2 separate regions of the Homo sapiens genome follow, and region 2 is linked to region 1. Evidence: read pairs that join two places in POLR2A ChIA-PET (ENCODE). Cell type or tissue: MCF 10A. All regions are shown on one strand. Links, peaks and the distances in the headings refer to the core of each region. The heading gives the core; the rest is flanking DNA.

What was found. Peaks named below come from ENCODE experiments on the same cell type or tissue, not always from the same donor. Only the 100,000 strongest peaks of a DNase experiment are listed, where the experiment ranks them.
Region 2: POLR2A ChIA-PET joins it to region 1 with 17 read pairs; 3 of 35 experiments call an interaction of 5 or more read pairs at or near these places.

Annotation. Positions count from the first base shown.
Region 1 is chr6:30,054,740-30,067,632 of GRCh38, forward strand. POLR1H (RNA polymerase I subunit H) reads left to right here and starts at 6,526. Exons shown (of 4, transcript NM_170783.4): 1 at 6,526-6,930; 2 at 7,178-7,278; 3 at 7,485-7,594; 4 at 9,934-10,168. The coding sequence starts at 6,786. The coding sequence ends at 9,958. PPP1R11 (protein phosphatase 1 regulatory inhibitor subunit 11) reads left to right here and starts at 12,459. Exons shown (of 3, transcript NM_021959.3): 1 at 12,459-12,740. The coding sequence starts at 12,672. It also overlaps the pseudogene POLR1HASP. RefSeq lists enhancers at 5,553-6,419, 6,420-7,285. In MCF 10A, for the core only: no CTCF peak of the experiment used is centred there; a DNase peak (open chromatin) is centred at 6,492.
Region 2 is chr6:30,147,603-30,163,713 of GRCh38, forward strand. It overlaps TRIM10 (tripartite motif containing 10), which reads right to left and starts at 13,609. Exons shown (of 7, transcript NM_006778.4): 1 at 12,828-13,609; 2 at 11,548-11,643; 3 at 10,797-11,027; 4 at 9,767-9,789; 5 at 9,337-9,452; 6 at 8,125-8,157; 7 at 4,341-6,884. The coding sequence starts at 13,256. The coding sequence ends at 6,367. It overlaps TRIM40 (tripartite motif containing 40), which reads left to right. Exons shown (of 6, transcript NM_001286633.2): 6 at 123-1,126. The coding sequence ends at 210. It overlaps TRIM15 (tripartite motif containing 15), which reads left to right and starts at 15,944. Exons shown (of 7, transcript NM_033229.3): 1 at 15,944-16,111. The coding sequence starts at 16,083. In MCF 10A, for the core only: no CTCF peak of the experiment used is centred there; a DNase peak (open chromatin) is centred at 7,299.

The DNA of each region.
Region 1 (12,893 bases), core at 4,966-7,465:
TGAATGAGAGCATACGAGGCTCCTGGGATGTAGTAATGTTCCATTTCTCAGTCTGAGCAACGGGCACCTGGACATTTATTATTGTTCTTCTAAATATACATTTTCATTTGTGTATTGTATATTCTATTTCACATTAAAAAGAAAAAAGACCAAAAAAAAAACATTAAGTGTGACTCAAGATTTAAGCAGACACAGTGCAAAGAAATGAAAAGGTGGATATAATTTGAGGTAGATGATGGATGCAGGTTTGGACAAACTGAGTTCCTGAAACATAGACTTTTATTCTTAGCCGTATTAGGTGTGAAATTGCCCTGAGAGCACCAGTTGCTTTTATGCTAGATTTGGAGGGGAAAGAGGGCAGTTGAACTCAGCAATTTATGTGTCCAGCACTGAAAACCTTCATGGTAAACAATTACTAATAGGTTATATGTTAGGTTACTTTTCAGTCCCACTCAGCTCAAAGGGCTTGTCATTACCCTACTGATTTGCACTTCTAAGTCTTCTGCCTGTTGCATTCTGATGATCCATTTCTATGCAAAACATAGAATCTAAAGCTGAGACATAGCAATAGAGGACCAGAGAACAGACACAGCAACGAAGTTTCCATGAGGCAAATCAGGAGGGTAGGAATGAGATTTTGATGTGCATCCTGGCCAAATTCCAGAACTAGCAAAGAGAGGTCAGTTCCTAATTCCAATCAAAGCAAATTCAGTCATCTTATTTTCACACAGAAGTGGTCTACATTGATTTTTAAATCTCTTTAAGGGATTAGGGAGCCTCTGAAATGCAAAGGAAACTAAACTGATAGTAATGTAAAATGAACAGTGACCTATCATACCAGCAAACACTGTCAAAAACAGAAAGCTAATGGTGGGACTGGAATCTAGAACACAGAAGTTATGTTTATCCAGTGCTACACTGTGCAACAGGGTAGTCACTTGCCACATGTGGCAATTTAAATTTAAATGAAATTCAATTAAACATTCCATTCCACAGCTGCACCAGCCACATTTTAAATGCCTCAACAGCCACGTGTAGCAAGGGCTACTGTACTGAGGAGCACAGACACAGAACATTTGTATCAGTGGCTGACCTAGCAGTATCCAGGGTAAAGGGTGTTCTGCTAGTAAAGCAAGGTGGGCATCAGAATTATCACAACTTAAGCATAATATTCCTGAGGGCATCTATTTCCATTTATTTGCTTCTCTGCTTACCAACTCTGAACCCCTGCTTTCCCAACTTTCTGGTATCTGGGAAGAAAATAAACTGACTAGAAAACACAAATTTCATTCTGCTTGACAACTGTAATTCTCACTAAATTTATAAATTTGCTTTCTGATTTATCAATGAGCGCCAAAAACATGAGTTTGAGAAAGGCTGAGTTTGATTATCCCTGAGTGGATCCAAGCATTAGGAAGGTCTTGCTTAAGTGGGTGATAGGAAGTGACAAAAAAAGCTGGAAGAAACATGACAGACTATAATACTCCCTTCCCTAACCTTCCTCCTTTTCACCCTGCTCACCTGGGCCAGGTTAGAATCCGTCCTTTGTAAAGCACCCTGTACCTTTCTATTGTAACCTTTATTTACTACATTATCTGTTTATAGAGTGATCTATGCCATTAGTTGAAAATTATTCAAGGGCAGAGACTTCTCTTTATTCACCTTCAGTAACTAACATAATGCCTAGCATGTAGGAGGCTCTCAAAATTAAGTTTCTCATTCAAATAAATTGTACAGAGCAAGTTACACTTTTAGGGGCTGGCTAGTAGTTATCTGATGAAGGTATGATATTAAAGACCATATACTAAACTATAGCAATCTCATCAAAATAACCTTGGAGGGCTGGGAACAGGGAGAATAAGAGAAGAAGATTAGAACAATTCTTTATTCACCACCATTGCCCAACCCCGGTCTTTCCAAGTGGGGAAACTAACATTTATGAAACAACTAATACATACCTACACTTCACAAAAAAAACAGTCCTTCCATAAATGCCATCAAATATTATTGCCATTTTAAAGATGAGGACACTGAACACTAGAAAGGATATGCAACTTGAACAAATGCAAGTCAACTAAAAAAGTTAAGCTAATTTTCAAGTGCAGAACTATCTATCTGTATCTGATACAAATGGGAATATTCACTGAACCCTGGAGAGAACGAGCATTTGAAAAAAAAAAGGGTTCACTTAAGAGATATGATTTTATCATAACAGCATTGAAACTTTAATCTCTTATTTTTCCTATTTGACTTCTTAAAAAGGGTGGCATTGCCAAGAATTTTCTTTGATATGGTTTCACAATTGTATTCACCTTCTCTCCATTCTGAGACTTATCCATAAGAATACTCACTTTAATCCGACTTCTACTGCATGGTTGGAAAAGAAGATACGCAATAACTCTTTCAAACTCCTTTATCTCTTTTACTCTCTCATGCTTCTCATATGTAAGTAGCTGGCTCTGGCTTCTTCTCAAGATTCTCTCCTTGAGTCTTTGTTCTGCAAGTTCTCTCCCTCGAATCATGCGTTCCTGGTGATCCTTAGTCTGCATCTGTTCCCTCTCATTTACCTGCTTTCTTCTCTGTGCGTTCTGGATGCCATGCCCTTCTGGCATAATTTTTGGTAATTTTGTTTCATTGGGGGGTTGTAGTACTTGTCTAAATGGTTTGTTCTTAAATTCTCCAGCCTTTCCTGTTTGATGTATGTGCCTTTCTATGTGTTTCATCTCTCTCTCAGGTACCAAACAGTACTGTTTTAGTCCTTCTACGCTCTGGGTTGTTTTCTCCTCCATTTTTTTCTAGATTTCATTGCCTGTCTCTTCTTTCATCATTTCCACTATTATTTTATTATAATAAGACTCTGCTTTGGCAAGCCAGTAGTCAAGAGAAACAGCTTGCTCCCTACAGAGTATTTCACACTCCTCCTGATATTTCTGCATTATCAACTGTCTTGCTGCTGTTGTATGCACACCACCTAGATTCTGTCAAAGTGAAGTCAGAAATTTATAATGTGATCATCTTTTTCCTTTGAACACATTTAAACAGGAGCCAAGCCCACCCTCCCTAATGACACCAGGAAAAGCTACATGCTCTTTACTTTAGCTTAGTTGTTATTTTATTCCCATCACTCCCAGGTGAGCCTGGGAGCTCTGAAAGTATTAAGTACTCACCACCACAAATCAGTAACTAGGTTTAAAAATGTATGGTGTTGGAAGTTTCCAAAAATGATACTTTGTTTTGCAACTGTGGATATAGCTGGGTAACATTTGCCAGTGTAGACATACTACCTGAATGTGTCACTTGGGCAGAAGGATTTTAAACCTAAGATTCCTTCTCTGTGTAGTTCCAAACTGTATGATGTGAAGATAATTTACTTACCAAGATCTTTTTTTCCAGTGGAGACTGCTGACCTGCAGCAATCCTAGGATCTTTAGATGATGTACCCCAGGCCAATCTGGAAGATAAAAAAGGCAAGGTAGATTCAAATGTAGGAGGTGTCAGAACAAATCTGCTAATAGGGAGGACTACAGCAGGGCCATTTCCCCCATGGGAAACCACTGCATTCCTATGGTAGAAAATAATGAATGCTCTTTTAATAAGAGGATCTTTCCTTTCATATGAACAAGCATACTTTTCCTGTGGACTCAGCGTGAACCACTGTGAATCTCGTATTGGGGATTGTGAGTGGGAAGAGACATGCTCCTTGGTGAGGTGTTGTCCAAGTACATCTATGTCAGTCTGCTCAGTCCTCAAGCCTCCTTTGTGTTCTGAGACGATTGTAGGTTCTAGTTTTCTAGACGATTCTAGGTTTCTAGTTTTCTCTTCCTGCAGTTTCTTGATCCGGGCCCTCTCTGACTCTATCAGCACATACAGCATTTCTGCCCTCTAATCTTTTGTTCTGAAATTCTGTTATTTGACTGCTCAGCCCTCTGCTTGCCTGACTAACAATGCCAATCATCCTTCACTCTAAATCCATTATGAGACTATTCCCTGTTGAACCCCTCAGGATGGCAATTTGTGGTTACTCTGGGTTTATTTATAGAGGAGGCTGATGGCAACACAAATGAAAACTATCATCTTTTATGTGTCATCCCTGGTCTAGCCTGAGTTTACTGTGATGTCGTATTTAAGCCACTGAGGATGCCTGGCATTTCCTCTGTATGTCTTTTATACCATTTAGAGTTCAAAGGATGGTCTTTACAGTCTGACAGAGCTAGATCTGAAATCTAATTCTACCACTTCCTAGGTGTGTGACTCAGGGCAAGTAACTTCTGTCAGCTTTCTCATCTATAAAATGGAGATGTAAGACAAAAATCTGCCTCTCAGGGTTATAAAGAACAAATATGAATTAGATGTAAAGAGCTTGGTAAGTTCTCAATAAATTCTATCTATCTGTCCTTCACAGGTCAAGCTCCTGATTATAAAGTCTTTCCAGTCTACTCTGTCAGTGATCTTCCCTTCCTCTAAATACTTGACATATTTTAATTCTACAACTCATTTGAAAATTAATCGTGGTTTACACTGTGATATCTGTATTCACATATCACTTTTAACATTTTGATGCTGAAATTTAGGCTCATAAGGAATGAAAACTGTAATTTATATCTACAAATATGATGCCTCTATATTGTTGGAAAGGATCTGATATCAAATATTTGGTCTCACTGACCTCTTAGGAACATTCTTATTTGTCTACGTAAGCTTATTTTGAGATTGTAAACGTATGATCATCTTACTTTTACTTCTCTGTACATGGCTTCTAGCACAATACTTAACATTAGAGTCTGTGATCCCAAGTTCTCAAAATTAATGATTTGCTGATTGCTGATGATCCTTGACACATAATATCTGAGCATCTTTTTTAAATATCTGCCATAACATTGTATCTATTTTTATTAAGCCATTTCCCAGTCTTCCTTGAAGTTTACAGATATGTTTCCTTTATATGCATGTTCTGGGCTCTCACATTTTGTACCTACTAGCACAGTTTTATTATATTCTAATTATTCATTCATGTTCCTTGAGGTCAGAGAACACAGATTTCAACTTTGCAGGCTCAGCCTCAGCTCAAAACCTGGCATAGTTGCTCAATAAATCTTTACTGATTAGACTGTGAGCTTTTGTTGGGAAAAGGATATGCCTTTTAATGCTTTGTTCCTTTACTGCAATTCACAGGGGATGTTGGCTGTTTTTCAAATTAAAAACAGAAAACTGAGGAGGGTAGAATTTCAAGTTCCATTTTCAAAGGAGACACACAGATAAGTGAGAATAAAAACTGTCTACGACAATCAGCTCAACAACACGTCTCCCTTTGTAAGACAGAATAACAAGCAATTTCACAGTTAAATGATAGGGCTTGTCACTCTTCAGCAGTTTGCTGAGTTTTAACCCTTTCACTATGGCGTTCTCTCCATTATTACAGAGAAAGGCAGATGGGAGCCTCTCCCAGCGAAAAGACTACAGCTTGTGTCCTTCATAGGAGAAAACAGTGATGGCTCCAGAACTTTTATATGAATGAACTTAGCACAGCTATCAGAGTGGATGGTGGTGGGAGGGCTAGCAGGAAACTAGTAAACAACTACAAGCTGCCCCTTCAGGGAAAGTTTCTACTTGGAATATAAGTTACAGATTAATGAAAATAGAAAGATTTCCCAAAGATACTTATTCTCATGTTTTATAAAAGATCAGGGAAATGTCAGCTGTCCACTTAACGGATGACATAATGAATTAAGAGTTCGATAGGCGGCAGGCACAACTAAAAGCCAAACTCGACCTAAGTCTTATGAAATCCTACTTAATGAGCTTTCTTGACTACTGCTAGCCTCACTTATCTGGCAGGAGTCGAAGGAGAGGAAGCCCCAAGCTCCTCTGTTCCACCACCTCCAAAGTCCTGAACCCCTTCTCAAGTGTACCACTTCATCCCTGCTTCCTTTCGTCCCGTGGGACTAAGCATTCCTCGGGCCTTCACTCTCACCACTTGCTGTCCCTCAAAAAGCCGACTCACCCCTTTCCAAGCGCAGTGAACCGTCCGCAAAGCACGAGGCCGGTTGCGAGCTGCAGAAAGCCCACGCTCGCCAGCGGGACCCAAGGAACGCTAGAACTATACGTCCCAGAACACTTAGCTTTGTTTTTAACTACGGTGCAGCCGCAAAAGGGAAATACCGGCTCAGGACCCAGGGGAGTTGTAGTTCTCTAATCCAAAGAAATCATTATTTGGCAACGTACGGTTTTCAGGGGGATATACCCCGCGACTGCGTTCCTGTAGGATGTGAGACAAAGAGAATAAATATCCCAGGATTGGGTGCTGGTGGGAAAATTTGCTGGAAGCGCAGCATTGGTTACCAATTTTGTGCTCAACCTCTCAGTACCAGGGTGAAAGTGGAGACGCAATCTCCCTTGGAAGACGTTAGTCTCCATCTCTAACGCTCCCGAGACACGGTTCGCAATTAATTATGACGTCACAGCCAATCGTCAACGCGAAAGCCTGACGCTCTAGCCGGCTCTATCTCGCTGCCCCGCCGCGGGCGCAGAGCTGGCGCTCTAGCCCACGGAGTTGGTTAACTCCTCTCACCGGCCCCTGGAAAGGGTTCCAAGTCCTTTAGTACCCGACGCTGTCTGGGAATTCCGGGCGTTTCGGCTCCTTGGTCGCAGAGGCAGGAGGCGTGCGTGGCAGGAGGGTTCGGGTTATATACTCCTAGGTCCTGGGACAGAATAGTTACGACCTCTGGGACAGGAACTCTTCTCTCTTTTGTTAATAAACTTCCAACTCCCTCCTCAGACCCGACCGCATGTCTGTCATGGACCTCGCCAATACTTGCTCCAGCTTTCAGTCGGACCTGGATTTCTGTTCAGATTGCGGCTCGGTCCTGCCTCTGCCCGGGGCTCAGGATACGGTCACCTGTATTCGCTGTGGCTTCAACATCAACGTTCGGGGTGAGAGGCTTGTACGCAGGGGTCCTGGCGGAGGGCGCAGGGTCGGAAGCTTGGGGAACTCAAGATCGGTTGGGTTGAGGAGGGGATCCTAGAGCAGGACATCAGGCGGTTGTACATTTGGTCTAGCGATGAAAACTGAGGGAAAGGATGTAGGGCCTCCTGGCCTAACCAGCCAGGGGAAAGGGGAGGTTTCCGGTGTCAGCTCTCTCTGGTTGTCTCCATAACCAGTTCTTACTTGCCTGTGCAGACTTTGAGGGGAAGGTTGTGAAGACTTCGGTTGTGTTCCACCAACTGGGGACAGCCATGCCTATGTCGGTGGAGGAAGGGCCTGAGTGCCAGGGACCTGTGGTAAGCTAATGAGATCAAGAACTGGCTCCATAAGGTGGGTAGGAAAGAAATGGAGGAGTGATTGCAAAGCTCTGGAGAGTTTTGTGCCCAATTCCAAGAGGGAAAAGAGATGTAAACCATCGACGTTTGAGAGGCGTGATCGCCTGATTCCTGTGGGAAGTAAGGGGATATGACCAGGCCTCCCTAACCCACCAGTTTCTTCCCAGGTTGACAGGCGCTGCCCTCGATGTGGTCATGAAGGAATGGCATACCACACCAGACAGATGCGTTCAGCCGATGAAGGGCAAACTGTCTTCTACACCTGTACCAACTGCAAGTGAGTATTCTTTCCCCTCCCTCTGCTCAGTCTGTTTGCTAACTAAACAAATCCAGTGATTTATTTTTTTGTACGAAATGGCCGTTTCCCTTGGTCCCATCCCTTATTTCTGTGCAGTTCTGGTAATAGGGAGATTTGTAGTTGTTTTTTATTTTTTTAAGTTACACTTTTTTAAACCTTTTTATAACCAGTGAAATAAACCTTTTAGGATTTTTTTTTTTTTTTTTTTTTTTTTTTGACAGGGTGTCGCTCTGTCACCTAGCCTGGAGTGCAGCGAGGCAATCTTGGCTCACTGCAACCTCCGCCTCCTGGGCTCAGGTAATCCTCCCACCTCAGCCTCCAAAGTAGCTGGGACCACAGACACATGCCACCACGCCTGGCTTTTTTTTTTTTTTTTTTTTTTTTTTTTTGTATTTTTAGTAGAGATGGGGTTTCTCTATGTTTCCCAGGCTGGTCTTGAACTTCTGAGCTCAAGTGATCCACCCACCTCAGCATCCCAAAGTGCTGGGATTACAGGCATGAGCCACCCCGCCTGACCTACTTTTAGGATATTTAAAAGGAAATGAAGAAAAAAAAAACAACATAAGAAGCAGGTATTGTTTAGTGGTCAGCATCTTATACTGCAGTCTTCAACCGCAGTCAAGGTAGCTTTCTTTGGAGAGAATTAGTCACACATGACTTAGAGAACATGGGCTTTCTGAATGCTTTTAAGACCTCATTTTTGTCTTTGGTGTTCTGCAGTCACTATAGTATATCAAAATACGATTTTCTTTTATTCTGTTTGGGATTTGTTGGACTTTCTGAAACTGAGAGTGGACTTTTTTTTCATCAACCTTGGAAAATTATCAGCCATCATCTCTTTTAATATTCTCTTTCCCCCATGTTCTCAGTCCTCACATTCTGGACCTCGAATTAGTTACTAGAAAGAGGTTTCTCTCTTCTGTCCTCCATTTCTCTCACCTTCTTTTCATATTTTCAATTGCTGTTCTCTTTATGCCACCTTCTGAGTAATTTCTTCAGGTCCCTCTTCCATGTCACTAATTCTGTCTTCAGTTTATTTCAAGTATTATTATTTTTTACTATTGTTATTATTTTGAGTTCTATTTAATTACTTTTCAAATCTCCTTAATTTTTAAATAATTATCAGTTCTTTAATCATATTTTAAATTGTTCCTTTTATTATTCTTTAAATATATATTTAAAATATTAAATATGGTTATTATATTCTATGTCTTATAATTCTGATATCTGCGGATTTTGTGTGTCTGATGCTGCTGTCTTTTGTTTCTGCTGTCTCTCTCATAGTGCTTTTTTTCTTTGTTTTGTGATTTTTGACTATAAATTCGAGTTTTTTAGAACTTGAACTGTAGGAATTCTTTGAGGCCTTGGGCGAGTGCTGTATTCTCAGCATTTGTGTTTCTTTTCTAGGTGCCTTGAAGCACTATCAAGCTGGAATTACTTTAAATAAATTCTTGGCTTCATGTTTTTTGGAGCAGACAGATAGTATGAATTTGAGCTGCAAATCCATGTAAGGGCTAGCTTACAGTTAGAAATTCTCAGGAGAGAGTTTTCTCTCTTTCTACCTACTGAGACAGTCAAATTCCCCTTCTATAGAGTTGAATTTTTTCTTTTCTTGTTCACTTTTACAAGAAAGGGCAGCCTTTTGCAGTTCCCAAATTTATGCACGGGATCTCCTATCAGACCTTATACATTTTGTCCCTCATTTCCTATGCTTCCAGTGACTGTCAAAACAGTATAAAGGGCACCATAGTGTCACTGTCACGTTTCATAGGGACATTAGTTTTAACTTCCCTGTCTGGATTTCTGGTTTTACAGAACTTTTAACCAGTGTGCAGATTGCCTTTACTTTCTTGCCATCTCATCAAAGGATTAAAAATATTCATAGTCAGATATATCTTTTAAAAGTATTTTTTTCCTATCACTGGTTGTCATTTTACCAAAAAAAAAAAAATTTTTTTTAAATAAAAAGAAGATTTTTTTTCCCAGCGTGTGGCTTGCCTATTTTCTTAACCCTCTTTAAATGAGCAGAAGTTTTAAGTTTTTATAAGGTTCAGCTTATCCTTTTTTTTTTCTTTTACAGCTAGTGCTTTCTGTGTCCTAAGAAATCTTTGCTTTGAGGTTATAACTCATTGGATATATTTTTAATCCCAGAATTTTTAGTTGTCTTGGAATTAGAATTGGAAGTTTGTTTAGGGGAGCCAGTCCTCAATGATGTCATAAATAAAAGTCCTTCCTTGATTATTTGATTGCATATCTTATCTTATACTACTAGAAACTCATCTTTTGGTGAATATAACAAGTCCTTTCTTTCCTCATAGGTTCCAGGAGAAGGAAGACTCTTGACCTTTTTCCTGGGCAACTCTACAGTCCCTCCCTCCTTTCGGAAGGTGAAGGATACTGGGTTTTTAGATGCCTTGTCCATCCTGTCTGGTTGCAATGTTTTGCTCCCAGAAGAGAATCAGATCATCATGTGGGGATTACCATTGTTCCTGGAGTACTCCTACCCTTAGTTGAATTTCCTTATTAAAGTTATATTTTTCTATAAGACCCTGACATATGTATGTTACTTATAATCTGTCTTATTCCAAAAGGAATTTAAATGAGTTTCCAGAGATATATTTATATGAAAAAGAAAAGGGGGAAAAATTAGGACAAAAAAGTAGAGTCAGGAATGAGGCTAATATAAACAAAAAGCAATTGTAAGTATTGCCATACTATTTAAATCTATTTGGTTCCTGAGTTTAGGTTAAGAAAAACTAGGAATTTGGATAGTGAGACATTTAACAGAAATTTTAACCAGATCTCTTTAGCATATAAATTTGGACAACAAAAAATCTGATACTAAGTAATGCCACTAAGTGATCACTATAGGTGAGTATTTTATTAGTATTGAGATAAATACAATACACAGTTGACCCTTGAACAACACAGGTTTGAACTGCTTGAGTCTACATATATGTGGATTTTCTTCTACTTCTGAGACCCATAAGATAGCAGCACATTTAAGCCCTCCTTTTCCTCCTCCTGAGCCTACTCAACATGAAAATGTGATCCACTTCTACTTAATGAATAGTAAATATATTTTCTTTTCCTTATGATTTTCTTAATAATGTTTTCTCTAGCTTACTTGATTGTAAGATTATATGTATTATAAGTATATAATACATATACAAAATATGTGTTAATCAACGGTTTATGTTATTGGTAAGGCATCTGGTCAACAGTAAAGTTTTGGGGGAGTCAAAAGTTATATATGGATTTTTGGCTGTTCAGAGGGTCAGCACCCCTTACCCCCATGTTGTTCAAGGATGAATTGTATATCTATTATAATAGATTCTTACATAGAAAGAAAGAAAAAAGTAAAGTCACAAGGAATCCTACTCCACAGAGATAACCAAATTATACTGTATATCTGTGCTTGTGTATATGTATGTGGCTCTGTATATGTGTGTTGCTATATATGTGTTTGGTTTTTTTAATGGACTAGACATGCTGAACTATATCTTGCTTTTTTCTGTTTGAACTAAAAACTTTCAAGGGGAACAAATGCATACTCAGGTCCCGCATTCCTTGGCTCAAATAGTGATCAAGGGGTTACTGTAATAATTATCATATAATTGTGTGGCCCTTTATATATATTCAGAGCTCTCAAACATAGCTATCTTGTTTGACCCCCACAGCAACCTGGAGAATGGGCAGGGCAGTCTTCCCCACTGTACGTTTGAACTGTTCTGGCAGTTGACTTTCCTGACCCACTCCTGAAATCTGAAACAAACCTGTTCATGTTTCTACCCTACTTTAAGCCTTTCTCTGGCCCATAACAGTGATTGGATTAAGCTTAATTTCTTAGCAAAGCATACAGGTTCTTCCATATAACCACTGCCTACCTGTCAAGCTTCATCTGGCACTCCCTCAGATCCAAGCGGTACAAAACTCCATTTCCTGTAGTGCACACATCTACAACTTTTTAAGCTGCTCTTCTAAAAAAACCTACTTGTCGGCCTTCCTGGTTCTTGTTTTACCACTTTCTTTTGCTCTCTAAGAAACGTGCATATATTTTTATAAAATAGCCTATACTGTAATTTACGACCATTTCTCTGCTTCATCCTACTCATCACCCCAGAGAGAACGAATATGTTGGCAGTATGTAACTACATTCAGATTTACAAATCAGACATGGCATTTGTTAATGCCCCAGTGTTTCATATTTTTGTTAGTTTTCAGCATGCCTGTCTTTCCTACTAGAGCTAAAAGGCAGGGTCTGAGCGTCTTACGCGCCTCCATCTTCAAGGCGTAGCACAGTGACTGAAAAAAACTGACGTTGAACGTGCACTAAACTGAACTGCTCAAACACCTACAGGCACAGGGCGAGGGGTAGAACCACATCGCTTGACTCTTAAGTGTGTTTCCAACTGCTCCCACTTCCCGTTTTCTTTAGAGAAACCCAGACCAAACAAGGAAAGGGAAATAGGCCACGGTAGGGTCATTACTATTGCTCCTTAAGCTTCCTCGCCGGTCCACCTACCCAGACAAGGCAAACGGAAATCTGCAGCAGGACTCAGCTTGGTGCACACAACTCCGCCCTCGCCACACCCACTCTGCAGCGTCTGGCCCGGCAATACCCATCTGGGCGCCCCTCCTGCTTCCTCTAGGCTGTGAGTACGCGTGCTGCCCCAGACTCTCCCTCCTCCACCCACACCCGCAGTGACACCCCTTCCGCCAAATTTGTTTCTCTTTCTTTCAGCGCCTGCGCGCTGTCACGTTACGGCGGAACTAATCCAGCGACGCCTGCGCTTTGACGCATTTGGTGCCGTGGAAGGGAAAAAGGGGGACTGCAGTATGCGTCACACCCGGAAGCGGCGAGCCGGAAGTGGGGTTAGCCAGGTTATCCCCAGGGGTGGAGAAGCGGAGGCCCAGGAGGAGGGGGAATAAAGAAGGTGGAGGATCCTGGCTACCACTCTGAATCCGATACCGCTTCTCTTAGACCTCAGCGACAGAAAAAGGGAAGGGTGTCTCATCCCCCTTCCTCCTCTCCTCCCTGTCCTGAGCCTTAGCCATGGCCGAGGCAGGGGCTGGGCTGAGCGAGACCGTCACTGAGACAACGGTTACCGTGACAACCGAGCCCGTGAGAAAGGCGGGGGGGCGGTGCTGTTTAGGGGTCTGGGAGATACTGGGAGGGAGGGGACAGGGATTAGAAGAGTTGTTGGAGGAGCTAGGCCTAGGGATATGGGAGGTGTGGGGTTGAATATCTAGGGCTGGGAGAATCGGAAGGTATTGG
Region 2 (16,111 bases), core at 6,020-8,519, 94 kb after region 1:
CACAGAGGTCAAGGAGACCCACTGCTCCGTTAGCTTTTGTATCTTGATGCTACATGGCCAATGGAAGAGCCAATGGAATATATGAATACATATTAATCTATGAAAGATTTCTTTGTTTCTAGGAGTGCTCCACAGAAATTAGAGGTTATTTATCCCCAGTTGGAGAAAGGAGTCAGTGAATTGCTTCTTCAGCCCCCTCAGAAGCTCTGACCTGTTCATCCCTGGGACACCTCACTTCAGGCTCACCTCAGCCTCCTCTCTCTCCTTCCTCCAACCTGTCCAGGCCCCCACTGGGTCTACCCAGTGCATCTTCGGGCCTGCCAGCTCCTGAACATGTCACCATTTCTTCATGTCCACAGTCATCACCTGATGCCTGACCCTCTGACTCTTGGACGATAGCCAGCCTCCTTCCAGGACAGGCTCATGCTTGGGGCTGCCACTGTGGAGGTCGGGGCCCATGGTCTCCAGGAGCATTTGTGAAATCTCCATTTTGCCTGTAAACTGATGGTAGTGCCCATCTCTCACAATCTCATTCAAATAGGATCCTCCAGGCCTCTGAATGGCCCGAGCTCATCAGCAGTGACACCACCTCACATGTGGAGCCCAGCTGAGTTCCTGCAGTACTTGTTGTCTGTACCACTCACCTGGCACTTATTTATTATTGTTGTGGAAGACAGACTCAAAGACAGCCTCCCTTCATGATCCTCACCTCTTGGAATTCATGCCCTTGTTTGGTCCCCTCCCCTTGAGTGTAAGTGGGATCTGTGACTTGCTTCTAATGAATGGAATAAGGCAAAGGTGATAGGGTGTCACTCTGGCAACTGTGTTGCATTGTATAGAACTCCTCCTTGCTGGCCCACCCTTTTAGAGCCCCTCCTAGGAGCCAAGAGCAGCTTCCAGCCAACAACAAGCAGAGGCCCTCAGTCTTGTGGCTGCAAGAACCTGAATTCTGCCAACAACCCGAGTGAGCTTGGAAGCAGATTCTTCCCCAACTGAGCCGGATAAGAACCTAGTCCAGCCAACACCTTGATTATAGTCTTGTGAGTACCTAAGCTGAGGACCCAGTGAAGCTGTGCCAAAATTTCCCACCCACAGAAACAGTGTGACAATAAATGTGTGTGTGTTTTTTTGTTTTCTGTTTTCGTTTTTGAGATGGAGTCTCACTCTGTTGCCCAGGCTGGAATGCGGTGGTGTGATGTCGGCTCACTGTAACCTCTGTCTCCTAGGTTCAAGCAATTCTCCTGCCTCAGCCTCCCTAATAGCTAGGGATTATAGGCGCCCGCCACCACACCCGGCTAATTTTTTGTGTTTTTAGTAGAGACAGGGTTTAACCATGTTGGCCAGGCTGGCCTTGAACTTCTGACCTCAGGTGATCAGCCCACCTTGGCCTCCCAAAATGCTGGGATTACAGGTGTGAGCCACCGCGCCTGGCCATGTGTTGTTATAAGGCAGTAAATTTGTGGTAATTTTTGTGGAGTAATGGATAATGAATACAATTGTATATTAGTCATTTTTGTATAAGCCTCACTTCTTTGGGTGAGCAGGGATCATATTCTGTCTGTGTCCTCATGTCTAGAACAGTGTCTGGCTCATAGCTGGTGTCCAGTAAAATTTTAAATGTATGTATAAGTGAACTAATAAGAAAGCATAAGGAAGGGCTCTTCTCAATCCTCTGATTAAAAAGAGCCATCAATTACCTTATAATCAGTATTTATTGAGCCTTTGCCAAAGTAGTCAATACCATACTGAGAGGTATAAGGAATAAAACATGGCCACAATTATAAAACAAGCCACGTGGTGGTGCAAAGAGTGAAAACTACAGGGTCAGACTTGAGTTTAGGTCTCGGTCCTGACACCTAATGCCTCTGTAACCTTGGGCAAATTACTTAGCCTCTCTGAACCTCTGTACTCCCCCCTCTAAAATAAGGGTTATGGTACCTGTGGCCTGGGATTGTTGTCAAAATTAAATACATGCTGAGTGTCTGCTAAAGTGTCTAAAACGTAAACATTCAAATATGTTCATTTTATCTTTTTTTTTTTTTTGGTGTATTCTGGCTTTATTGTTATTTTTTTTTAATTATACTTTAAGTTCTAGGGTACATGTGCACAATGTGCAGGTTTGTTACATATGTATACATGTGCCATGTTGGTGTGCTGCACCCATTAACTTGTCATTTACATTGGGTATTTCTCCTAATGCTATCCCTCCCCCCTCCCCCCACCCCAAAACAGGCCCTGGTGTGTGATGTTCCCCACCCTGTGTCCAAGTGATCTCATTGTTCAATTCCCACCAATGAGTGAGAACATGCGGTGTTTGGTTTTCTGTCCTTGCGATAGTTTGCTGAGAATGATGGTTTCCAGCTTCAACCATGTCCCTAAAAAGGACATGAACTCATCCTTTTTCATTTCATCTTTTTTTAAAAAAACCACTTCCCCTTTTGAAATGAAATATGGAATGATAAAAAAATTTTAAATAAATTCCACTTCACCATCCAGAAGTTTATAATTTAGCTGTGGAACTATGACTAAACAGCTACAGAATAAGAAGAGAGCGTGTAACTGCACTGAATTAGGTATCACAGAGGCTAAGTGCCCTGGGAATTCAGAGGAAAGAAACAGCGAGCCTGGGAAAGTCAGGGTAGGTTTTGTGGGGGAGGTGGGGATTGGACAAGTGGGAGAGGAAGGTGAGAACATTCTAGGTCACAATAACCACATGAATGAAAGCATAGAGGTAGGAAAAAGCCACGGTACCTTTGTAGGAGTGTGAGGAAACCAACCTGGTTAGGCTGGAATGTTCAGGAATGGGGAAGACGAGAAGTCAACAGGCTAAATGGATGACACCAAGACATAGTGAGGTTTCTGAGTCAGGAATGAAGGGAGAAGTGGTGTTTAATGAAAGCCAGTCTGGATCGTTTGCACAAGAAGGACTGGGACAGAGAGTTGGGGGCTGGAAGGAGAGGGGAGGAGAAAGAGCCTAGTGCAGATGTTCAGAAAAAAGGTATAGTTATTTGGCAAGAAGCTGCAGATCTCAGAGAAACATAAGATCCCAAATCTAAGAGCAAGACATTAGCCAAGGAAAGAACACCCCTGAAAGTGACAGCTAGCAATTTCTGCATCCCAGATGGAGTTAATGTCACCAAGAGAACTTGTACTAGGAGTAGGAGGAGACTGACAGCCCCCAGGGTCTCTCCTCAGGAGAGAATTCAGTTATACTGAAGATGCCTTCCAGGCCCCCCTTGGTCCCTTCTGACGTCACCACAGATGATCAGGCCAGGGGTGGGAGTCTGAACAGCAGATAATTGGCCAAACAAGTCTATGAGGTCACCTGTCAAGGAAGACCTTATCAAAGAGGGACAATAGTAATTAACTGAAACCATCAGGTCCTCTCGGAGATTCAGAAGGGATCCATGATGAATGTGTCATTAGTTGGCAAGAAGAGCAGACACAGAGAGAATCAGAGATGCATGTGCAGCCACGATGTATTGGAACAGGTGTCCATGACCCATGCTGCTGAGAGGCCGCAGGAATATCCAGTCTTCACGCTTCTTTGGACTTCGAGCCCACTTCTTACCGGTAGGTCCTGGGCATACAACATACCACTGCATAATGGTCATGAGCACAGACTCGGGAGCCAAACCACAAGACTTCAAATGCTGGCTCTGCGACTTACTATCAGCTGATTTGAGACCAGCTGCTCGGCCTCCACATGTCTCAGTTCTCTTATGTACAAGATGGGCACCTACCTCCTGAGGTTGTTGTGAGGATTAAATGAGTTAATATATACAAATATTTATTATGGTGTTTGGCCAAAATAAGTTCTATGTGTGTGATTGTTATCAGCATTTTTGGAATCTCTAGTTCTTCCTACAGGAACGAGTGGTGACCCCACCAACTCGCTCACGCCTGACATAGCTTCTCACGGGGCCTGGCTCATGGTGGAAAATCGCATTTTCCTTATTTCTGCTTTTATAATAAACTTACCTATCATTTGAACTAACTTGAGTGGGTCTCAGTTCTTTGCAATAGAAAGGGTTGCTACCATGTAAGCTTTGAAAAATGAGGTGTAAACTGTGGATGTTACAAATGTGCAACAGTCCTTCAGAGTCGGAAAGGGTAGCTGGGACTCTGGGGCCTCTAGACTTGAGCACTTCCTGGGGAGGGAACCCAGAGTCCCACTTCCGGCCAGCAGAGCAAGGAGGTTCATTAAGCTGCCTTATCTTGAAGTTACCAGGTTTTAGGATCTATCCACTTCCCCTGTGCTGACTCCATACTCCGAAAGCAAGTAAACTTCAAGTAAAATTACCCTAGGGGAGAAGCAGGTACTGACAGACCAACATGAGTGTTTTCACTTATGAGCAGTTTTATTTCTCAGTGTAAGACATATAAATTGTTCTCACTGACATATAACTATTAAAAGAAAAATAAAATAAAACAATTTAAAAAGAAGAAATATAAATTGTATTTCTGAATCCAAGTCACCTGTGGGGGTGTAGCCAGCATTAAAATAATCGCCAGGACCCATGCAGGCATCTATCTCTGAATGAGGCAGTGCAGCATAGCAGTTAAGAGCTCTTGGGTCAGACATGGATGAACTGGTTGCATGATCTTGGCTCGTTACCAAGATAAAGTGACACAAGGTGTGTAAAGCTCCCGAGCTGCAAGCCAGGATCTTCATACACATACATTTTAGAGGATAATAGTCCTTTCAAAAGACACAGCTAAAGCCAATAAAAATAAACAAAAATAGGATCTACTTTTCTGGAATCACAGGTTTGGGTGCTTTGGATATGTTTTATCATTATATAGGCACTTGTGTGTGTCTGTATTTTTTTGAATATACAACATTTTAATGAGATACTGCACACTCCCAGGGAAAGCAATTCAATCTCTAATCCCTGGCTTCTGATCTCCACCTCTTTTCTACCTGCTGAGGTAAGGATGAACAACAGAACTTCTCAATTGAATTCTAAGCTTGGGCCTAAGCACGCTGTGCCCTCTGCCTTTGAGTTTGCACCCTGGATGGCTCCCCTCCTCCCAGGAGACCCAGTAGGGAGATGACAGAGCATTGTAGTTTACACTGAGCAGAGTAAACAGATGATGTTAAGGAGACTGTCAGTGAAGGGCATGATTATGCAAAATAAAATACAATAGTGACAAGAACAAGAAAATAAAACATGGTCACTCTTCCATCCCATTTCTCAGATGTCACTACAGTAGTCTCAATTACGGTAGTCTCAATTCTTTAGACTAAAGTTCATAGGTCATCCAACTTATGCCCTGGCCTCCTTCTGGAATTCTTTTACCTAGCAGTTTCTGAGCCCACAGCTGAGCTATTTGTGACCCATTTGCTCCCACTATCTCATTTCTTGACCTCAGATGGTAATCAACTGATCAGGAAGACAATTTCCCTAGGGTTGAGTGTGGTCCCTGGGTTATGATTTATGGCTATACCTTATGTCCTCCTGCCCCCAGGCCCTGCACCTTAATCTCACCCAGAAGTGGCAACACCAGGAGGAAGGAGGCAGTGAGTGGCGTCGGCTGGGGATGGCACACATCTGCCCATAATGACAATGGAGACAACCCAGTGCTCCAGAGTCACAGGTCATCCAGCCAGTTCTCTGCTGTTTCCTCTTCTTAAGATGCTTCTTCCCCTCTTTTCCCTATTGACCATAGGCATCCTTTAGACCACCCTTTTCAGAAAGCCATCCCCCACTCACCCTCTCCTTCCAGGCTGGGCTATGCCCCTTCCCCTGAACTCCCATAATGCTGGGGTTGGACTTCCCGTAACACCCACCACACTGTGCTGTAATTTCCTCTTTATGTTTCTCTGTCTTCCCAAGAGCTCTTTCAGATATAGAGCAGGTTTTTTTTTTCTCTATATTTTCAAGTCACCAGTGGCCACCACACTGCTTGGTTCATAGTTAACACAAACTAAATGGTTCTAGAGAATGTGATTACATGAACTCTAACATTATTGGAAGAAAACAAGATGAAAAGAGGTGAGATGCCTTGTTTAAAGTCATACAACTGGTTGACAGGCTGGTTCAAGAACCCAGGTCTTCTGACTTCAAATCCAGTGCCCTTTCTATGCAGCTACTTCTGTGCCAAGCACGGATGGTGGTGAGCAGAACTGGCAGCAGCCTGAGTCCCCAGGTACCCTGGCCATCCACTGGGCATTGGGGAAAGGACTTGATCAGTAGATTGAGAGTCCTCTCTTCTATCCCTTACCACCCGGCCCCATCCCATCTTCTAAAGCAGTCATTTCTATTCCAAGTCATCCAGGTGATTCAGCCAGGGATCAAGTCCACATGGTACTTGGGTTGATATGAGTCCTGTACTTAGAGGAGAGTAGGTAACTGCTCCTTCTCAGGAGCTCAGGGAGAAACTGGACCCTCGGCCCCAGAGCCCAAAGAAGGGAATGACCTTCCTAGTGAAGGAGGCAGTGAAGGTGTAGATGGGCTCTCGGGTGACAGCGTTGGTGAAGGTCACCCAGCCCACCTCATAGTCAAGAGACACCCTCACCTGCCGGGGCTGCTCCTTCAGGGTCAGCCGTGTGGGGAAGGAGCCCAGAGCCGAGACGAAGCCCCAAGCCAGCCTCACAGCCCACACCCCCTCCTCTGGCCGCAGCCGAAGCTCCCCCTTCCGCTGCACATCCTCGCTCACCACGCCCACGGTGCAGCTGCCCCCATGGGCCAGGTCTATACTCACCACCCACGTGTGTCTCCCCCCTGTGATGCCAGTGTGGGCCAGAACACAGGTGGCCCGGTCAAAACGTTGGGGGTTGTCTGGTGAGTTCTGCCATTTGTAGGAGAACTGAGCTCGCTGGTGGTCCTCGGACAAGAGGAGCTTGGGGTGGGAAGTCTGAGGGTCTAGAGAAATGTGAGCTGTGGGGATAACCAAAAGGGACAGATGTCAGCAGACATGCTATTACCTCCAAGGAAGGCATAGAAACTCCCCCTGGGCCCCTCCTGTTAGTGTTATTATTACCAAAAACATGTATAGTGCCTACGTGGGCCAACAGTGTGGAACCACCTGGGAACTTGTTAGATATACGCTCTCAGAATCTGCATCCTAACAAGATGCCCAGGTGATTTGCACACAGGTAAAGCCTGAAAAGCCTGCCTCAGAGGATGTGAAAGCTCTCGTTTAGTTCAGTGTGGTCCTCGGGAAAGCTCTTCTGCTCACCGCAAGTTGGCTGGTTTCCAAAGCTGTGCGTGCCAGCTTGGATCTCCTGGGGCTGATATACCACATTCTCCCCTCCTCCCATCTCTATCCCACAGTGCAGCGACATTTCTCCCTTCAGTCCAAACTTCATGATTCCTCCCTGTTTTCCTCCCAGGGCACTGGTGACTCATTTACAGTCTTCCCTCCTGGCAGGCTCTCTGGCTCACCCCTGGGTTATTCACTCTGCCTCAGTAATTCTGAAACTGTCAGAGTCTGAGGACCACTTTTTACCACCAAAAACTGCTGCAGAGCCTTGCGTTTTGTTACTTTTAGTATTCATAAATTGAGAAGCTTCCATAAATTTAGGTCCATCTGTGGGTTAGAGAACCCCCTCCAACAACTCCGTGACTCCCAGGGTCTTAGGCTGGTTGATTGAGAAATGACAGCCTTGAAGGGGTCCATTCTGTTCATTTTTTTCCCACCCACAGGCCGCCCTCCTTCTGTCATCTGTGAAATGACATCTGAGAGGAAGCAGGGGTTCCTTACGTTCTAAAGAGGTGATTATAAACCCAGATCAAAGTCCCCTTTATCCAGAAAGCATTCCCAGATGGACTTTATCCCATTCTGCATTAATCTTTCTATCTACTCGACATGCGCAGATCAGGATGTGAGCTTCATACCACGAATGTAGTATGTGTATGTGCTTGTCCTTTCTTCATGTTTCTCCTGAGAGCCTTACAAACAATGTGACACACACACACACACAACCTATATATACACACATGTATTATATACACACACATATGTGTATATATAATATATATGATGTGTATATGTATCCATGGGTGTTTGTTATGACTATTGTCATAGTCATAACATAGTCATAGTGCAAATCCTGCAAAATTTTCTCTCCTTTCCGAGGACTTCTCATTCTCTCCCATCCTGACATAGGCTCCTTACCTGGCTCATAGTCCAACTCAAAGCATAGTTTTTCTGTAAAGAAAATAAACCAGGATGAGATTTTATTAGTCTTACAAAACCATCAGACACTTAATGATGAGAAAACTGAGGCCAAGAAGAGGGAAGGGACAAGAAGAAGAATGTAAGCTGGAATCCTCTAGACCAGTGGTTCCAAGCTTGCATCAGAATCATCTGGAGCTCTTGTTAAAACACATCTGTTTCAGATTCAGGTGCTCTGGGGTGGAGCTGAACATCTGTATTTCTAACAATTTCCTGGGCAATGCAGCTGCTGCTGCTGGTGGGAGCCCCACTGCCCTAGCCCTGATCAAACAGGGACCATGACTGCCTTGCTCACCTCTGTACCCGCAGAGCCCAGGACATAGTAAATGCTCAAGAAATATCTGCTTAGTGAATAGAGAAATGGGTTCATTTATTTATTATTCCACTTGGAAATAATTTTGGGGAGAGTCAAAGGTCAGCCTTTGATTAGAGTGAAATTTCCTTCACTGACAGGTCACTGGAAGTATTTGCAGGAAATGGAATTATGGGAAAAGTCCTTCTAGGGTGACATAACTGTGGGTGGGTCATTTCAAAATTGGTGTCATCATTCATTCTGTCATGGTTAGTGAGGAGGTGGTTGGCAGAGAGCCATGTCCCATTCCTGACTCTCATCCAAACCCTCCCCCACACCCTACCACCACTCCCTGTTCCGGAAAAGGAAGTGGAGCACAGTCCCCGTAGGACCGTCTAACTCTGAGCCAGACTAACAGAAAGAAAGTGAGAAGGAAGGAGGGACGAGCCAGATACCACAGGGTCAAGATAAATACTGTTGTTGGCTATTAATTAACAATGTTCATCATCAAAAACTTATCACATATTACAAATGTTGCTGTGGGATTTTTTAACTTATTAAGAATGATATATTGTTAATCATTATCTTTCATATTGCTTAATGACCACTAATCAGATTTGTTGAATTATTTTAAAATCAGTTTAACTTTTTCACCAGAAATATTCACCTTTATTCTCTTTCTTCATTGTCACAATATCCTAATAGGCAGATTTTATAAAAATCTGCAAATAAGGAAATCAAGGCACAGGAAGGAATAAGGCTTGCCAAAGTCACACCTTTCAGCAGTGGAGCGTGGAGGCCACTCCTAAACCCAGGCTTCATGGCCACCTGCGCTCTGTGGAGGCCTGGGGTTCTCTTACCCAGAAACATCTTCATCTCCCTCTGCAGCGGGAGGGCCTGCTGGGGAAAGTCCCGAATCCTCTGGCCCAGCTCTGGCGACACAGCCACCGGTTTCCGGCACTTTCTGGTTTCACATCTAGGGGCACAGAAATGGCTGGGTCTGGGAATTATCATCCTTAATAATGTCTCCAGACTCAGCTGGTCATCTTCTAATAGGGCATGATGGCGCTAGTTCCTGCAGGCAGACGTACTTCCTCTAGGATGAATCCCACTGCCCATTTTTGGGCATCTATGGATATACCTGAGAAGGCATTTGGGTATATAGAGGTTTATATGTAAATTTGTATCCTTAAGTGAGAATGTTATATACCTGTGTGGCAATAACTAGGCATGCAGTACATGTATGTATATTTATATGGAAAAAGAAAAGAGAGAAACTATATTGCTTACCTTATTAGAGTGCTTCTGATGTCCTAGGAGAAAGAGATACCAGAAATTCAGTTTCCAGCTTCTCCTTTCCATTTTTCTTTCCTTTCTTTTTCTACTTTTATTTTATTTATTTTTTATTTGCTTGTTTGTTTGTTTGAGAAAGGGTCTCACTCTGGTGCCCAGGCTGGAATACAGTGGCGTGATCATGGCTCACTGCATACTCAACCTCCTGGGCTCAAGGGATCCTCCTACCTCAGCATCTTGAGTAGCTGGGACTACAGGTGTTTGTCACCATGCCTGGCTAATTTTCTTTTTTTTTTTTTTTTTTTTTTTGTAGAGATGGGGTTTTGTTATGTTGCCCAGGCTCCTCCCACTTTTCTTATGACTGGAAAAGACAAAATATATTTCTAGCCCTGGACAGGAAAAGGATACCAGATGCATAGAGTCACAGAGCATTAGGACTCACCCATCTCTGTGGATCAGAGCCCAAAGCCTTTATTTTTTAGATAAAGATGGTGAAGTGACCTTCCCCTGCTCACTGGAGGCAAAGTAAGTCTCATACCAAGGTCTCCTGTTTCTCAGTCCTAAGAGCATCATTCTAAGTCATGCTGCCTTTCCAATACTTTGTGGGGACCCCAATACCTCTCCTCCAGTGTGAGGAAGTGAAATAGACCAGGACAAACTTCCTGACTGGTGGTTGGTGACATTTAGGTTATAGAGAATGGTTTGCAACTTACTTAATACTTTTTCAAAGTGCTACTTTCACTTCCATCTTACTGTTGGATCCTCACAAAAGCCCTGTGAAATATTTAAGGAAAGTATCTTCCCTATTTGGCAGATGGTGGGACGGAGAGGTGGAGACCAGAGAGCAAAAAGTGACCAGGGAACTCTTGGAAAAGCATGAACTAGAATTGAGACTTTCTGGTCCTCTGACCCACCTCCCATCTGGGATACAGAGATGTGTGAGTCAGGGAGACATGGCTTAGGCAAGACAAAGATGCAAGAGTCACAGGACAGCACAGGTGGGGCAGGGTTCCGGTTCAGGCCTCACCGTCAGGAGCTCCCTTGCTGGCCTCTCATTCTTCTCCTCCAGTTCTTCAATAAGAGCACTAAACCGGCAGATCTCCCCAGCAACCAGCAAATCAAATTCATCCCGTTGCCTCAAGATGTCCCCATCCTGGCTCTCCAATTGTGCTAAGAGGATGCTCTGCTGTTCCTCTAGAAACTTCCTCAGGTGTGCGAACTCAGAAATCACCTGTTGTCTCTTGGTGGACACCTGAGTCTGAGGGGGCAGGAGGCAAGCCCAAGAGAAAGTTTGCTTCCTCCTTCTCCCTCTGCTCCTCTTCCTCCCCTGTCCCCAGGTAGATCTGGAACTGTGTCATGGTTTCCTTTTCACTTGTCATCCCATTTCGAGAAGCAAGACTCACAGTGTTGTCTCAGCACCATCTGCTGCAGCTTCTAAAAGGGGTAGGGCTTACAGGAGGTGTAGGAGGAGGTGGTGGGGACACCCTACCTCCTGTCTTGTATGAAAAGCACATTATGTGCACAGCCCTGAGCTACTTTACAGTCACAATCTCATTTAATGCTTACAGTAATTCAATGAGGTCATGATGATTTTTACTCTCCATTTTACAGATAAGTAAACTGAAGTTGGAGAGTTGCTTGAGGTCATAGAGTTAGTGTCAGAGTCAGGATTTAAACTCATAATAACTTCAAAGCCCTATAATCTATGTTGCCTCAGTTTCAGGAAGACACTGGACCCTGAGGAAGGGGAGGAACCTGGGGAAGGGGTGATGACTTACCAGGAGGACTTGCATCCTTTTATTTTCTCTTGACTGGATTTCTTGAATCTCCTCTCTCTCTTTTCTTAGACATTTAAGACACTTATGGATTTGTTCCTGGGGAGAAGGAACATAAAATACTCAAGATGGAAAATGATTTGTTCAGGTTTGTCTGGTCATCTGACCCTCTGCCTCCAGGAATGAAATGGCCCCAGGAGAGGAGTCCCTTCCTTAGCTGACAATCCCCGAGCCTTCACCACCCTGACAGCTTACTCCCTTTGGGTCTTCTTCCTCTTGATTTGTCTCTAAGACTTTGGATCAGGACTTTCCCCCTTTATCCTGTGCCATTAGAGGCTGTGACTTGGTTTTCCCACTTGAGTCTTTCTTCAGGTTTAACATTCTATTGTGTTTTGCTTCGGGTAAGTGGTATCTGGGGTCTGTACTGAGTTTGATATGCCCCGCACTGAAATCATTCTGAGTTTCCGACTCATCCCAAAGGAACATGTGTAAATAACAACCCTCCCTTGTTACTGAAATCAATTATCTGTGTATGACTCCAGAGGGGAGAAGAAACTTGGGTAATGTAAAAATAATTGATAAATTGTTTTCAAAATTATTTGCTCCAGAATAGAGTTAGGAACAGGTACACACACGATAAATATGTGTGTTCAAAGATATATTAGAATTCTCACTATCAACTGCTAATTAACTAATTAAGACATCCACACACAGACTTGTACTAAAACATAATTCATAAGCACAATGCATAAACAACTAAAACCAGCACACATTCATTTAATGACAGATAAAATGGCATGCCACATACATTTACCCAGCCTGAATATATGTAAACACGAATTTATTCACAAACAGGAGCTCTCAGTTACACTTACACACTCAAATATATACATACTCAGACTCCCATCCAAACACACCAGACACACTTCTAAACATGCAAACATTAACACATATACACACTGTTTGTACAATCATTCCCTCAAATGCAAACTTCAGACACACCTGATCCATGGCACAGACACACACACTCATGTTTGGTCACTCATTCATTCAACAAGTACTTGTTGAACTCCCGTTATCTGTTGGCCACAAGTGAACACAGAACACACTCAAAAAAACATAAAACATAAACACAATTTTCCATGCCTGGGTCTATTGCCTGGGTGATCATGTAAGTAAGGAGAAAGAATTTGGCCTCCGGGTGGCCTAAATAATCCACAACTCTGCTGTTTCTCTTAGTCCAGTCCAGTCCACCCTGGGATCCCCCAGTTCCCCTTTCCTACCCTATAGGGAGCCGCTGCATCCTCCAGGAAGCGCATGGTGTGGGTAGCGTGCTCCCCAGCCTCCCGGCACACCACGCACAACTGCATCTCATCATCCTCACAGAAGAAGTAGATCTTCTCTCCGTGCTCTTGGCAGACATCCTCCTCTCCCAAACCCAGTGTGGACACCAGCTGGAGGCGCTCAATGTTCTCCACCACGTTAGCCAGCTGCCAGTTGGGCCGGAAGCTCCCAGGACGGAAGGGTTCTTTGCAGAGTGGGCAAGTAGGGGACTCCTCCAGGTCTGGGCCTGGTATCTCACAGTAGCGGGTAAGGCAGGCCCGGCAGAAGTTGTGGCCGCAGTCGATAGTGACCGGCTCCCTCAGGGTACCCTGACAGATGGGGCAGTTGACTTCATCTGCCAGGCTGGTCACAGAGGCAGCAGAGGCCATGCTGGTCCTGCTGCTATGGCTTCCTCAAGGCCACTCTCTCTGCTTGGCCACGGGGGAAGGGCTGGGTCACACACTCACACACCCACACATGCACATGGCTGGACACAGGCACATACTAAATATGCACCAGCACCCATATCGTCACACACTTGCATCTCTGGCAGCCAGGGTTCTATTCTCCTGCCAACAGCAGAGATGGGAAATAGCAGAGGAGAGGAAGGAAGAGGGGCTCACAGCATTTCAGAGGTGACCTTAGATGACCATAACCAGGGGCTGGCCATTCCTTTCTGCCCATCCAGAGACACTCACAGTAGAAGGAAAGTGGTGATATGTCAGCTGTCCACTGTCAGAAGAAATATTCTTTTGGGGGCAAGTGGGAGACTGGGTCACAGAGTGGAGATGCCATTCCAGCCTTTCTGCCATATGGCCAGCTGTCTCCAAAGAGATTGGAGGTATCAGCCAGCCCAGGGCTTGCCCATCAGCAAGCAGGAGAGTGTGGGGGCTCAGATAAGGTCCTTGTGCCAGGGTGTACACTGCACCAGCAACTTCAATGGTGATGCCTCAACTGGCCTGCTGCAGGCCTCAAAAGAGGCTGGAATATTCCCTATGATGGGGAGGAGAAAGAAAACTACTAACGGCCAGAATTTATTTACAATGACGGTACAACTTACATTGATACAAGCAATTTGGCCAGAATTTATTTACAATGACGGTACAACTTACATTGATACAAGCAATTTAAAAGTATGATCTTATTTCTGTGTCTGCTCTGCAACATCAGTGCTATTAGGATCTCCATTTCATAAATGAGAAAGCTGAGGCCCAGCCAGGTTATTCAGCTTGCCCTAGGCACACAAGTAAGAAGGTGAGTGACCATAAATAATTTGCTGTCAGATCTGTCTTCCGAGCAATGCTATTCAACATAAACGCAAAGTGAGCCACATATGCAATTTAAAATTTCCTAGTGGCCATATAAAAATAGTCTAAACAGGTGAAAGTAATTTTAATGATGTTATTTTATTTAGTCCTATATTTCCAAAATATTATCATTTCAATATGTGATCCATATAAAAAGTCATTAATAAGATATTTTACATTTTTAAATTTGTGAAAAGCCTTTGAAATCCGGTGTGTTGGCCGGGCGCGGTGGCTCACGCCTGTAATCCCAGCACTTTGGGAGGCCTAGGCGGGCGGATCACGAGGTCAGGAAATCTAGACCATCCTGGTTAACACGGTGAAACCCCGTCTCTACTAAAAATACAAAAAAATTAGCCTGGCGTGCTGGCCGGCGCCTGTAGTCCCAGCTACTCGGGAGGCTGAGGCAGGAGAATGGTGTGAACCCGGGAGGAGGAGCTTGCAGTGAGCCAAGATCGCGCTACTGCACTCCATCCCGGGAGACAGAGCGAGACTCCATTTCAAAAAAAAAAAAAAAGAAAAGAAAAAAGAGAAAAAGAAAAAGAAAAAAAAGAAATCCGGTATGTATTTTACATATACAGCATGCCGCCATTCAGACCGGCCACATTTCAGTGCTCAGTAGACACATGTGGCTGGTGGCTCCTGTATTGGACAAACTAGTTCCTGGGCTGCACTCGTGGCAGGAAGAGCAGAGATTGGATGGGAAGGGGAGGTAATAAAGTGATTAGAGTAAAAAGGGAGCAACCACAAGGGGCTAGGCTGATCACCCAGTGGGAGAATGGGGGAAGGCCTGGTTTTATCCACAGATGTGTGCATGGGTGAAGGACCGTGGCTGCAGATCTTGGTCTTGGCATGAGGTGTGGGAGGAGCGTAGGGCTTTAAGCCAGGAGACTGGGATCGTCCTTAACGTGATACTTTCTAGCTTTGTGACCTTTGGAAAGTCACTTTACATTTGGAAAGTCAGTTTACATTTCTTTCTCTGTAAAATGAAGGTAATAATGTTTGCCTAGAGGGTTATTAAAATTGAATGTAGTAATATAAAAATACTAAACCCTAGATAAATGTGGTTGAAACTGATTATCTGACTAATCGTTTTCTAATGTGTATCAACATAAATCATTTGCATTATGGTTTCTTGCCTTCTCCCCGCTACAGTAAAAATAAATAAATAAATAAATAAATAAATAAATAAATAAATAAATAAAATAGTCCAGTGTTACCCGAACCCCAAAGGGGACTGTTGTGCCAGGTGGTGGGGGATTTGGGACCGTAGGAGGGGCCACCATGGGCAGATGTGGTGAGGGAGGAAAGGAGAGCAGAAGAGGGGACCCGATGAGCAATCCTTACACCCTACCTGCAGTGTCGAAACAGCGTCCCGCCCACACACTTCCGGCAGAATCTCCCGAAGTCCACACCTCTCACTCCAGCCTGGACTTTGATGCTGTGGGCACGCCTCAGAGCCAGAAGTTTATGGCTCCCACCTGCTCAATCTGACAGGAAGCTTCTGCTCCCCAGTTCTCCCCAGCCACTGTGGTCTACAGATTCCAGGAAACCCATCCCCCTGTGACCTCATGGTGTGCTCTGTTCTCCACCCTAGGGACCAGAAGGAGCCAGGAGTAAAGAACTGGCTTACTTGGCCGCCACTGGGAAATTCTGGGTAATTCGAGACGCCCTGGAATTTGGACCCACTCCGCTGATAGGTGGTGGCCAGGGTTCTAGGGAACACAAGAGGCGGAGCCAGGTGGCTTCCCTGTGCTGGCATTCTTGCCTCTCTCTCTCTTTCTCTCTCTCTGTCTCTTAGCCTTGCAGCCGTTTCCCTCTGCGATTCATGTAAGTGTGACTCGATTTCAGGGAAAGGGAACTCGCGTGGGCTGAGGAGACCGGAGTGGACGGGCTGGGGAAGGCACCGTGATGCCCGCAACCCCGTCCCTGAAGGTGGT